2 separate regions of the Homo sapiens genome follow, and region 1 is linked to region 2. Evidence: chromatin contacts called from ENCODE Hi-C or POLR2A ChIA-PET data. All regions are on one chromosome and are shown on one strand. Each heading gives the region's core, a stretch centred on a gene start or an enhancer-like site at or near the end of the contact. The rest is flanking DNA. Distances are from core to core; before and after follow the strand shown.

The links. A loop is a pair of places that touch in the nucleus more often than their neighbours do. ChIA-PET counts read pairs that join two places held with the same protein, here RNA polymerase II (POLR2A). Pooled maps may share reads with other maps.
Region 1: a loop to region 2 is called in a pooled map, with 3 times the contacts of the local background. The contact joins two enhancer-like sites. A Hi-C loop is called at or near these places in 4 of 50 pooled maps. POLR2A ChIA-PET finds 5 or more read pairs at or near these places in 2 of 52 experiments (CD4-positive, alpha-beta T cell and MCF 10A).

Annotation. Positions count from the first base shown.
Region 1 is chr1:12,341,749-12,347,333 of GRCh38, forward strand. VPS13D (vacuolar protein sorting 13 homolog D) reads left to right here. Exons shown (of 70, transcript NM_015378.4): 41 at 32-137; 42 at 1,151-1,303; 43 at 3,626-3,761; 44 at 4,857-4,904. Among named protein-coding and RNA genes, the nearest start is that of VPS13D, 110 kb to the left of the region's middle. RefSeq lists an enhancer at 2,988-3,147. Within about 2 kb of position 2,968, at least 15 of the 41 ENCODE cell types and tissues checked have a DNase peak (open chromatin) inside an H3K27ac peak, as active enhancers do.
Region 2 is chr1:12,050,786-12,056,125 of GRCh38, forward strand. No RefSeq gene overlaps it. Among named protein-coding and RNA genes, the nearest start is that of TNFRSF8, 9.8 kb to the right of the region's middle. RefSeq lists enhancers at 1,384-1,533, 1,574-1,663, 1,674-1,733, 2,409-2,458 and a silencer at 3,341-3,390. Within about 2 kb of position 1,411, at least 12 of the 41 ENCODE cell types and tissues checked have a DNase peak (open chromatin) inside an H3K27ac peak, as active enhancers do.

The sequences.
Region 1 (5,585 bases), core at 1,718-4,217, 290 kb after region 2:
TCTGCTCATAGCCTTCTTCTGTTTGTCGTAGCAGAGGTGAAAACCCCCAAGCGCCGGCAGCCATTTGTCCCCTTTGCTCTGAGGAACCACACGGGGTGCACTTTGTGGTTTGCCACCCTGACCACCACACCCACCAGGTAAGCAGTCAGTTTATATTACCCCGAGTCATCTCTGCCACCAAAGCCTTCTTGTGCCAGCCCAGTAGAGCAAGGTGGGCCCCCTCTTGAGGCTCTTGGGATGATATTTGAATGAATAACTTGCTGTCTTGCTGAGATTTATGATGGAGGTTCTGGTTTTGTAGAGAATCTATAGTCAGAGAAGCAGGTCCTGAGTCTAATTATGATCTTGTTTTTGGTATACCTTATGTTTAAAAGCCAAGCAAATTAAGGATGTGAGCAGGAAGTATGAAAAAGCCATTCCATCTTTTCTCCTCGATCTCTACCTTCTTTCCCATTTTAAAGAGCTATGTGTGGTTATCACACCAAATGTTTTGCCATTTTATTCCAAGATTGCTTTGAAAACATCCCCATTCTCCCTCTATCCCTAAAGAATTCTTTCATACCTAAAACGCACTTCAACCCAGATGGAATTGGGTGGAGTTTGGAGAACAAAGGAGACTTTACCTAAGCCAGGCGAGAACCTTTTCTAACAACTTTCTGCCTGTTTAGATCTTGGCTCAGCCTTCCAAGTACATGGTGGTCGTTCCAGCTGAGGTCATGAAGTGCATGGCATGAGTAACAGAATCCATTGATTTGAAATCACATTTCTCCGACCTCCCCCAAGTATGAGACTGCTCTAGAAGAGAAGCTTTTTTGTTTTAACAGTGTAGGTCTGTTAAATTCCAACTAATCACTTAAATGCCACTTGAAAAAGTCATGCCTTAATTCACATGTACCAGATTCTACTGCCTGAGGTAAGTGGCTACAGAGTGACAGCTTTCAGCTGTTTCTAAAATGTCAAATAAGTTGTGATTCAGCACGAAGATAGCTATAGTTAGCGACCCTCAAGGTCATTCTTTGTAGCTAGGTCATGCAGCCTTTTATTGCTGGGAATTGAGTTGTGAGAAGGTTCTGCTCTTCTGCACGGGGCTCCTGTGAGAGGGAGCTGGGAAGAAACAGGGACAGGCTGATGTCATCTGATTTGGTTCCAGAGCTGCACTCTCTCACAGTGGGAGTCCAGGGGTAGTTCCAGAAGGGAACGGAACATTTCTCGATGATACTCACAATGTTAGTGAATGGCGAGAAGTCCTTACAGGTGAAGAGATTCCCTTTGAATTTGAAGCAAGAGGAAAGTTAAGACACAGGTAAAGTATGGTTTATTCTTTTCTTTAAAAAAAAGAAAGTGGATGTAAGTGAGGGTCCCTAGTGTTTTGTCTTTTTACTTTCCTTATAAATGATTTTATTTTATTTTATTTTATCTTATCTTATTTTATTTTATTTTTGAGACAGGGTCTTCTTGCTCTGTTGCCCAGGCTGGAGTGCAGTGGCACGATCTCAGCTCACTGCAGCCTCTGCCTCCTGGGATCAAGCAACTCTCCTGCTTCAGCCTCCTGAGTAGCTGGGATTACAGGGATGCTCCACCACACCTGGCTAATTTTTTATTTTTAGTAGAGATGGGGTTTCATCATGTTGGCCAGGCTGGTCTCAAAATCCTGACCTCAAGTGATCCGCTTCGGCTTCCCAAAGTGCTGGGATTACAGGTGTGAGCCACCACACCTGGCCCCTTATTAATGATTTTAATGTCTTCTTTTTAAAAGATATTTCGTAAATCAGTGTTTCCTTTTATTATTTTATTTTATTTTATTTTTGTAGAGATGAGGTCTCACTGTGTTGCCCAGGCTGGTCTCAAACTCCTGGGCTCAAGCAGTTCTCTCACCTCGGCCTCCCAAAGTGCTGGGATTACAGGCGTGAGCCACTGCACCCAGCCTCCTTTTAAAAAATAAAGACTTTGCTGCCATCTTGGAAATACATGTCTTTTCATTAACTATCCATTTATTTGACATATGAGGTGATAACCTGTGTGTTTCACAGAATTTGGTGGAAACATAGACATATCATAACCCTCAAGTTTATTGCATCTTGGCCTGATTTTCATGATGGATTGGTGATATGGTATTCTTAAAAGATTCTCAAAGCATGTTGATTTCAATTTTAATTTACATATATGCCACGTAGTACTTTTAACAAGCAGCTAGTTTCAGGACTCAAAGCTAATAAGAAGACAAATTCTGATTCTAAAAAGAACTGATCTGGGGAGACTGCTAGCTGATGCATTCCTGAAGTACCCATACTCAAAACTGGAATGAATGTGAGAAAATGTTCTATCTGATTACTGAGAGATCATAAAATATCCAATAAAGTGTTGTATTATTTACAAGTATTTTTCTATGCACAGGCTATCCAGTGGATATGAATAGGTTAAGACAGCATTTGAATAGGTTAAGATTTAGTATTTGAGCCTCATATTTGTTTTCAAGCTGAGCTGAAATTGAAGAGATTGGCTTTAGCTTTCTGTAATCATGTGCTTTTTGTGGTGCTTTCAGTTCCTGAGTGTAAACTTGCTCCCAAGTCAAGCAGGTTTCCTTTTGCATAGCTTTGGTACCCACACACATTATTCCCAAGAAGCAAGAGTTCTGAACGTGTGGGTCTCCAGGGATTTTATAGGGAAAAAAAAAATCACTATGCTGGGCACACATGTGCTTGGAAGCCACTTTAGCTTCCAGGTAAGAGCAGTGAGCATTTTCCTGTTGGTCCCCACAGTTCTTGGAGAAGCTAACTACAGAACTGTTGGGAACATTTCTGGATAAGCCCATCCTCTGTCATATCAGAAAGGGTTTGACCTCTTTGTCATTTCTGTTTTTGTTTCCGTATTTCATAATCCATTTCAGGTCCCACTATTCTGCTTGAATTCTTCAAAATAAATGCCTTTTCTGGCTTTTTCCCCTTTTGGCACACTGCACCCCACTCCTTGCCTCCCTCCCCGCTTCCTGTCAGCCTCAAATCTAGTTCCCCATTTCACTTCTGGCTTGAATTAGGCAAAATCTAAAATAGAATTAAATGTGCAGTTTCCTCCTGTTCCTCCTGTTCTGCCCACTGCCTTCTGCTCCAGTTTCAGTCGAGCACAGGAGCCCTGAAATGAGCGCTGTGCCTCTCCTGCCCTGTCTGTAGTCACGTAGGGCTGGAGCCAAACAACTGCATGTGGTTCTGAGCGAATTAGGATTTCAACAAAGGAACCAAGAATAATTTTTTATGCATTTCCAAGAGTATGGTTATATGATTAAATCGCTACTGCATTTTTACCACCCCAGTGACATCATTATATAGGTTGGGGTGAGGGTTGGTGGGGGAAAGACCTTGGCTCGTGTTTAGGTTTTGCGTGGTTTGTACAATGGAGGATAAATGCCACTCTTACTCAGTCAAGCTTTACAGATCTTGCAGTTTGTGTTGTAAGTGTAAAACCCAGTTAAACTGTGCTCCTGATTTCCCTTGCATTAGGTAATCTCCAAAAGGTTTAGCCAACTGGGTTTTTACATCATATGTACTAAATCAGATTTGTGTCTTTGCTTCTACTTTTCATCCCTTCTGGAGATTGTGCCTAATATCTTTTTCTTTGTTCTGCCTGACAGACACACCCATGACCTCCGGATTCATCAACTGCAAGTGAGAGTAAATGGCTGGGAGCAAGTGAGCCCAGTGTCTGTGGACAAAGTCGGGACCTTTTTTCGATATGCAGCACCAGATAAAAATTCATCTTCCTCTACGGTGTGTGACATTCAGGAAGTCAGATGGTTAAGCGACTGTCAGGAAGTCAGATGGTTAAGCCTGTAATAAGCTTACTCTAATGAAACTTTCTTGTTCTTTCTTTCCCCTAATTCTAGGACTGACTGGGTCAGTCATAGGCATTGGTAATCAATATGTAGATAAGCCAGCCAATGGTTAGTTTCAGTAGAAAAACAAGATTTAAAATCAGCAGTAACACATTTCCTCACCTCTGTAGATCCATTTCATGCTAGCTGGCCTGACTGGCAGTTTACTAGTCTGCTGAACCTGAGTCTTGTTTTTATTTCACATATTGTTATGCTGTCCATATACACTGTGTTTTTAATATTTCTTATAATGCAGCACCTTGATCCTTTTACTCTGTGTCTCCAAATCTTTCTCTGTGGCACAAAGAGAGATGTCCACTGTCGTTTATTTTCTGATCACACATGCTCTCACATACCCTTCCTGCCTGTAGTCCCAGTGGTTGGAGGGACAGCCCAGGAAATGATGCAGGTGGCATCCCTGACTTGTACATGCAGGTGGAGGCTGACATCCTGGCTGACAGAGCTGCCATGGGTCCTCTTGCCCCATCCTCCTTCATACTTCATGGAACACTTGCACTTATTTTTGGGTAGCCAGTAGTGAGGTGGAAATGCAGACGTGCAGAGATATTGCAGCTTTCTTCATGAAAAATATTCTTAGAAAACACTGTTGCACAACTGTCCATTTTTACTGTTGCTCTTGTGCCCCAAGTTTCTTACAAAAAAACAAAAACAAAAACAAAAACAAAACCTTTTCAGGATTACTTTTCAGCCTAAGTTTATGTCTAGTAATGACAGGACCAGTTCCCTCATAGGTACCTTTCTTACTGCATTGATGTGTTGGGGAGAAATTTGGCATACGTTGAATGGTTATAAAATGAATATTGTTTTTTCCATATCTTTAAGAGGAGATGTTTTATCTTCATAGTAGACTATACTTTACTTGAAAGTATTTACAAACACGACCCTTTGAAGAAAATTATGTTGTCATTGAATTTAACGTTGCTAATTATCTTAAGTCTGTGCTGACTCTAACTTTTGAAATCTTTTTCAGATTGGCAGCCCAAGCAGCAGAACAAATATTATACATCCCCAGGTTTATGTAAGTATGATTTTCCTGTTGTCATTGTGTTTATTGCGTATATACACTGCACCTGAATCATGTGGATATACATTTCTTAATGATCAGAGAAACTTTATGACATATATGCGATTGAAATTTATCTCTGCCCTTTTCTATTAATGATTACCTTCCTTTTCCAAAAACTTGCAAGAAAATGTTTTCACCTAGCTTGGTGTGTGAGACTAAGTATTACAGGGAAGGAGAAGGAAAAGGCAAATGTTTGGTCCAAGGTCTCCTTTTCATTCTAAGTTAAAATAGAAATGAACCCTGGTATGACCATATGTGTTTCATAGTTTTGGGTCCAAAGGTCATGAAAGTAAATAAGAAGGAAAAAGTAGCAGTTTATTTCCTCTTTGGCTTTTGAAACATCATCACGAAATGACATTAACAAACTTATTCCAGGCTTTTATTTATAATTTCTTCTCCCTGATGATTGTAGGTTTTGAAACAAAATTTCAGGTAGGCCTGAACAATATCAAGGTTTGAAACAACATCAGGATTTCTTTTTTTTTTTTGAGACGGAGTCTCGCTCTGTTGCCCAGGCTGGAATGCAGTGGTGCCGTCTCAGCTCACTGCAACATCCGCCCCCCGGGTTCAAGCAATTCTCTTGCCTCAGCCTCCCAAGTAGCTGGGACTACAGGCACCTGCCACCACCCCCGG
Region 2 (5,340 bases), core at 161-2,660:
ACCTGCCTCAGCCTCCCAAAGTGCTAGGATTACAGGGGTAAGCCACCGTGCCCAGCCTATTATTATTTTTAATTTGAGATGGTTATATTCTTTTTTTTTTTTTTGAGATGGAGTCTCGCTCTGCAGTGGCGCAATCTCAGCTCACTGCAACCTCTGCCTCCTGGGTTCAAGCGATTCTCCTGCCTCAGCCTCCCGATTAGCTGGGATTACAGGCACCCACCACCACTCCCAGCTAATTTTTTTTTTTGCATTTTTAGTAGAGACGGGGTTTCACCATGTTGGCAAGGCTGGTCTCGAACTCCTGACCTTAAGTGATCAGCCCGCCTCGGCCTCCCAAAGTGCTGGGATTACAGGCGTGAACCACTGTGCCCGGCCTGCTCTATTTATTAATTCAATAAATATTTATTATGCCAAGCCCTGGTAATAAAGCATTGAGAAACTAGCATTGAGAAACTCCCTGCCCTCAGGGAGCTTGCCTTCTCAAGTCCAGAGCCTCCAGGGGGCTGCGTGAACCAGGTGCAAATACAGTGAGGCTTTGTGCTCCGGCATCTGAGGCCCAGGAGACCTGGGGGCCTGGAGGCAAAATGGTGGCCTCATTTGTCCTGTGGCCGGGCCCTGACTAGATGGCCACAAATTTAGAATAGATCCCTGTCTTTGTGGTATTATAGCTGGGTATCCTGGAGCTTCCTGTGCCAAGCATTTAGCATCTCAGATCTTTGCATAAGTCTGTGATGTCAGTGCCATTGTTATTTCCATTTGATGGATAAGAAAGGCAAGGCCCAGGGTGGTTAACCAGCTGGCTCCAAGTTGCTCAGCTGTGGCTGCAGTAAGAGGTGGGATTTGAACCCAGCTTTCTCTGACTTTACCAAATGCTTTTTTCCCCCAACACCTGGATACCTCTAATTACATTTTATTAATACAGCTTTTTTTTTTTTTTGTTTTTAAACAGAGTCTCACTCTGTCACCCAGCCTGGAGTGCAGTGGTGCAATCCTAGCTCACTGCAGCCTCGATTTCCTGGGTTTAAGCAATTCTCCCGCCTCAGCCTCCCAGGCAGCTGGGACCGCAGGTGAGCACTGTATTAGTCCTACATACCTGGCTAATTAATACTAGGATTTAAAAAAAAAAGTTTGAAGCAATGATCACATAAAAAATGTTTTCTGTGTGCTGCTTATTTTGACCTGAGTTCTGAGGAAGGCGATGGGACCAGCTGCCACAAGGCGAAGCTGCCTTGCCACCTGGGGCCTTGCAGGGTTGAGCCCCGAGCACAGGGGCCCTGGTAGTTGAGCTCTGCCTGACCTGGTCATTCTGAAATCAGGGGCCCCTCCCAGGAAGGCTGCGGGCCCAGGAGAGCAGCGAGGCAGGCTCAGAATTGGGGCTTGAGATGACTCATCTGTGGCTATTTATTACCCGTCTCCATTTCTCGGTCTGATTGGGCTGCTCATGGCCAAGCCTCCCTCCCTGTTGGTGCTGAGTAAGCAGCCTGGACCCGTCCTGCCCCTCTGGCCTCATCTGGAGCTCTCTCCTTTCCCTGTCAGTAACCCTCGGGCCCCCCTGGGGCCACTGAAAGTTCCCCCAGCCACCCTCAGCGAGCTCTTCCCAGCAGTCCCACTCTTTGCTGTTCTCACCCCTTTCTCCCCAGCCTGCTCCTTCTTTCAGGTCTCAGCTTGAGCCTCACCTCTGCCAGGAAGCCCTCACTGACCACTGCATCCACCCCACCACAGTCTGGGTAGGTGGCCGCTGACAGGTGCTCCTAAAGCCCCTGCCCTCCCTCAGTAGTCCCTCCTCACCCCAGCTGAAGGCAACGTCACTCTTCCAGTTTCCCAGGCCAAACCTTTGCCTCATTCTCGCACACATCCAATCCTTCAGTAAATCCCATCCCCAAAGTTCACCCCTAATCCGGCCCCTTCCCTCTCCCACAGCTCCCTCCTGGCCCCAGCCTCCACCCCCTCCACCCTGGATGCTTCAGTTGCCCCTGCCTGCTCTCCCCTCTCTCGTCCTCCCCCTCTTTTCCTGGGCCATCTATTTCCCACGCAACAGCCGGAGTGACCCGGACAACCCAAGTCAGGCCATGCCCCTCCCTGATCCAAACTCCTAGTGGCTCCCATCCCTCTGAGGGCAAAAGCCTTGTTCACTGATGAACCCCAGCACCTATCCTGGGGCCTGGTACCCATATGCCTGTAGAAGTGTTTGTTTAAATGAATATTAATCCATGGCGTTGCCTCTTAAGCAGGGATGTGTTCCTTTCGTCCAAGCGTTCTTGCTCCTATAGGCACATTAGACACTGCAGCAAGAGCAGGTCTCATAGGAGTGGTCCTGGCAGAGCCCCAGGTCTTGCTGGGCACCAGGTCTGCTTGACAGACCACACAGGCCTGGATGGTCAAGTGCTGGTCCCTGGAGTACAAGGAAGGGACCCCAGGGGTCAGTGTCTACCCATATCCGTAGATGCTATCAACAGGTTCTTTTTTTTTTTCTTTTTCTTTTTTTTTAGAGTCAGGGCCAGGCTGACTGTTATTCAGGCTGGAGTGCAGTGGCATAATCATGGCTCACTACAGCCTTGAACTCCTGGGCTCAAGCAATCTTCCCACCTCAGCCTCCTGAGTAGCTTGGACCGCAGGTGTGCGCCATGACGCCCGGCCGCCACCAATATGTTCTTTCCTTGGCTCAGTTCAATGGCCCCTGCAGAGCCGGAAGGCCTGGCTCAGAAAGAACCCTGGCGCCTGTGCAGTGTCAGTGCAAGCCAAGGCAGTGGCTGCTGTTTCCACTGCCAAGCATGAGAGTGGGACGCCAGCCAGTGGCCGGGCTCAGGCCCCAAGGAAACACAAGGTGGGCTGCTGCTTTGGGGACGTTGTTTGGAGTCACTTGAAATGCAAGAGTGACCCCCAGAACACACAGGCCCCCCAGGAGGTGGATGTGGGGTAGACAGCACAGGCCATTTCTTGCTAAGCATTTATTTCCACACTATCTCCTTGGACAGATAACAGGATTGTTTTCAGGTAATAGGTAGATAAGCTGGCCGGGCATTGGGGATGATGGATGCTGAGTCTGGGAGGCAAGTGTGTGCTCACACAGATGTGTACGTGTGTGTGCATGTGTGTGTGCCTATGTGTACGTGTGTGTGCATGTGTGTGTGCATATGTGTATGTGTGTGTGTGCAGCACTGAAACAGGCCGCTGACCGCTCCCAAAGCCCTGATGTTCCATCAGCCTCTGCAGTCACAGCCAAGCAGACCCTTGAGACCCCTGCCATCTGCCTCCCTTGCCAGAGTCTGAAAGCTTGGGGTCAAGGCTTTGCTCCCCTGGTGACAGGCCTGGAAAAGGAAAATGATAGCAAGCAGCAAATACACACAATAAAGCCGGGCGAGGGCAGAGGGGCCGGGTGGGGGCTCAGGAGGCTGGGGCCTGGGGGCTGTCCCTGCACTGACTGGCTGTGGGACTTTGGCCTCAGGGTCGGTGTAACTGGGGTAGGGGAGCGGTTGCTGGATGTGGCGACCCCCACCTCAGCTCTCACACTCTGGCCAGTGTCTGATGCAAACCAGAACCCAGTGAAATCACCATGAGTCGATGGGGGTTATGGATGGTAACTGATGGGTTTTTCTCAGGCCAGATCACAGTTCCAGTCTTCAGGGGGAGGTCCCCATGAGTCTCCAGATCTAGCTGAGGCTTGAGTTGTGGCCACGCCTTAGTTTCTCCACATTGCCAGGGTTTTGTGTCTGGTGAGCCCCAGGCCAGACTGGGCCTTCAGGCCTCCTGCCTCCTGTTTGGAGGGAGGGATGATTCTGGGAGTGGGGCAGACCCACTCCCAGCCACATGGAGGGAATGACCAGGGAGATTCCAGAGGGATTTTCTGAATGAATGCCATATGCTGATGGGCAGCTCCTGCTAGGAACAGGGTCCCTGCTGGCACTTTCTGCAGGCACCCACGGCATGGATGATGGCGCAGATGGGCTGGCAGCATGGCTGTGTTCCGGGTTTCACTTTCAGAGCAGTACCTGCCCTTCTCAGCCTTGCTTGGTGTTCTTGGAACACCCCTAGACCAGCCCCAGAAGGTGAGTCTGACGTCCGCCATGTCTGCTAGGACCCCTGTCCTTGGTCATTCAAGTCATTCAATAAAGATTCATGAAGCCAAGCCCTGCTTATGTCAGTGGACCAGACAGACACAATCCCTGCTCCCCAGGCGGGGAAAGTTAGCAATGAGCAAATAAACGATGCCACACTGTGGTACGTCCCTGATGAACAGGGCGATGTGGCAGAGAGTGGTAACATCAGCTGGGGTGGTCAGGAAAAGCCTCTCTGAGGAGGTTCATCTGAGCCAACACCTGAAGATGAGCAGGAGCTGCGGTTTTAAAATGTGTGTGTGTTAATAGCTTCATTGAGGTATAATAGACACACAGTAATCTTGACCAACTTAAAGTATACCATTTTGTAAGTGTTGGCATGTATATACATCCTTCTCCACAACCAAGATGACCACTATATCTGTCACCCCAGAAGTTTTCTCAGAGGGACAACACTTTGCAGAGCTGGGGGAACAAGTTTTCAGGCGGAGGGACCAGCGAGCACAAAGGCCCTGGGGCAGGGACAAGCTTGGTGGCATCAGGAGAGAAAGGAGTCCACTAGGGAGTGTGACGGGGTGGCCGGTGCCCCACCTGGGGCCTTCTCAGCCAAGGTGCTGAGCTCAGGTCTGAATCTAAGTGCTTCCACAACACCCTCTCGCCACACTGGGCCATCAGAATGCCAGGGCCTGCCCTCCACCAAGGCTCTTCTGAGAAACCAGCCCCTGCGACATCTGCCAGGGACTTAGCAAGGGGTTTCTCCAGGAATGATTTACATTTTAACTGGGACCTTCAATTCCTTGACCCAAGGGAGTGACTAGTGATGGAGCTTCAAGACCTGGATGGACCCTTGATCAGTTTCTTCCTCAGGGCTCTATGTTCTCAGCCTTCATGGGATCGGGTGTGCTGGTTTCTTGAAAATTCTGAGTTGCAAGTCATTATTTGAAGACAGGGGTGCCTGTGGCCCCTTCCAATCCTCCAGCGCTGGTCCTGGGCTCGGAGGCTCTTCCTGCCTGATTGTCAGAGACTCGGCCCATGTGGAGGAGACAGGGAGGGTGGGTAACGGGAAACACAAGGCCAATCCCCTTAGAGCAAACTCCCTTACAACAGATGGCTCTGGGGGAGCACAGAGCAGGTCCCAGGCACCAAGAAATGTGGGCTATCCTTTGGCCATCAGGACGACGGGATTTGGGGATGCAAGTTTTAGCAACTGCGACCACCAGGGCAGAGGCTCACTCTAGACTCACAAACCTGGGTTTGAATCTGGAACTTACTGGATGGCTTAGGC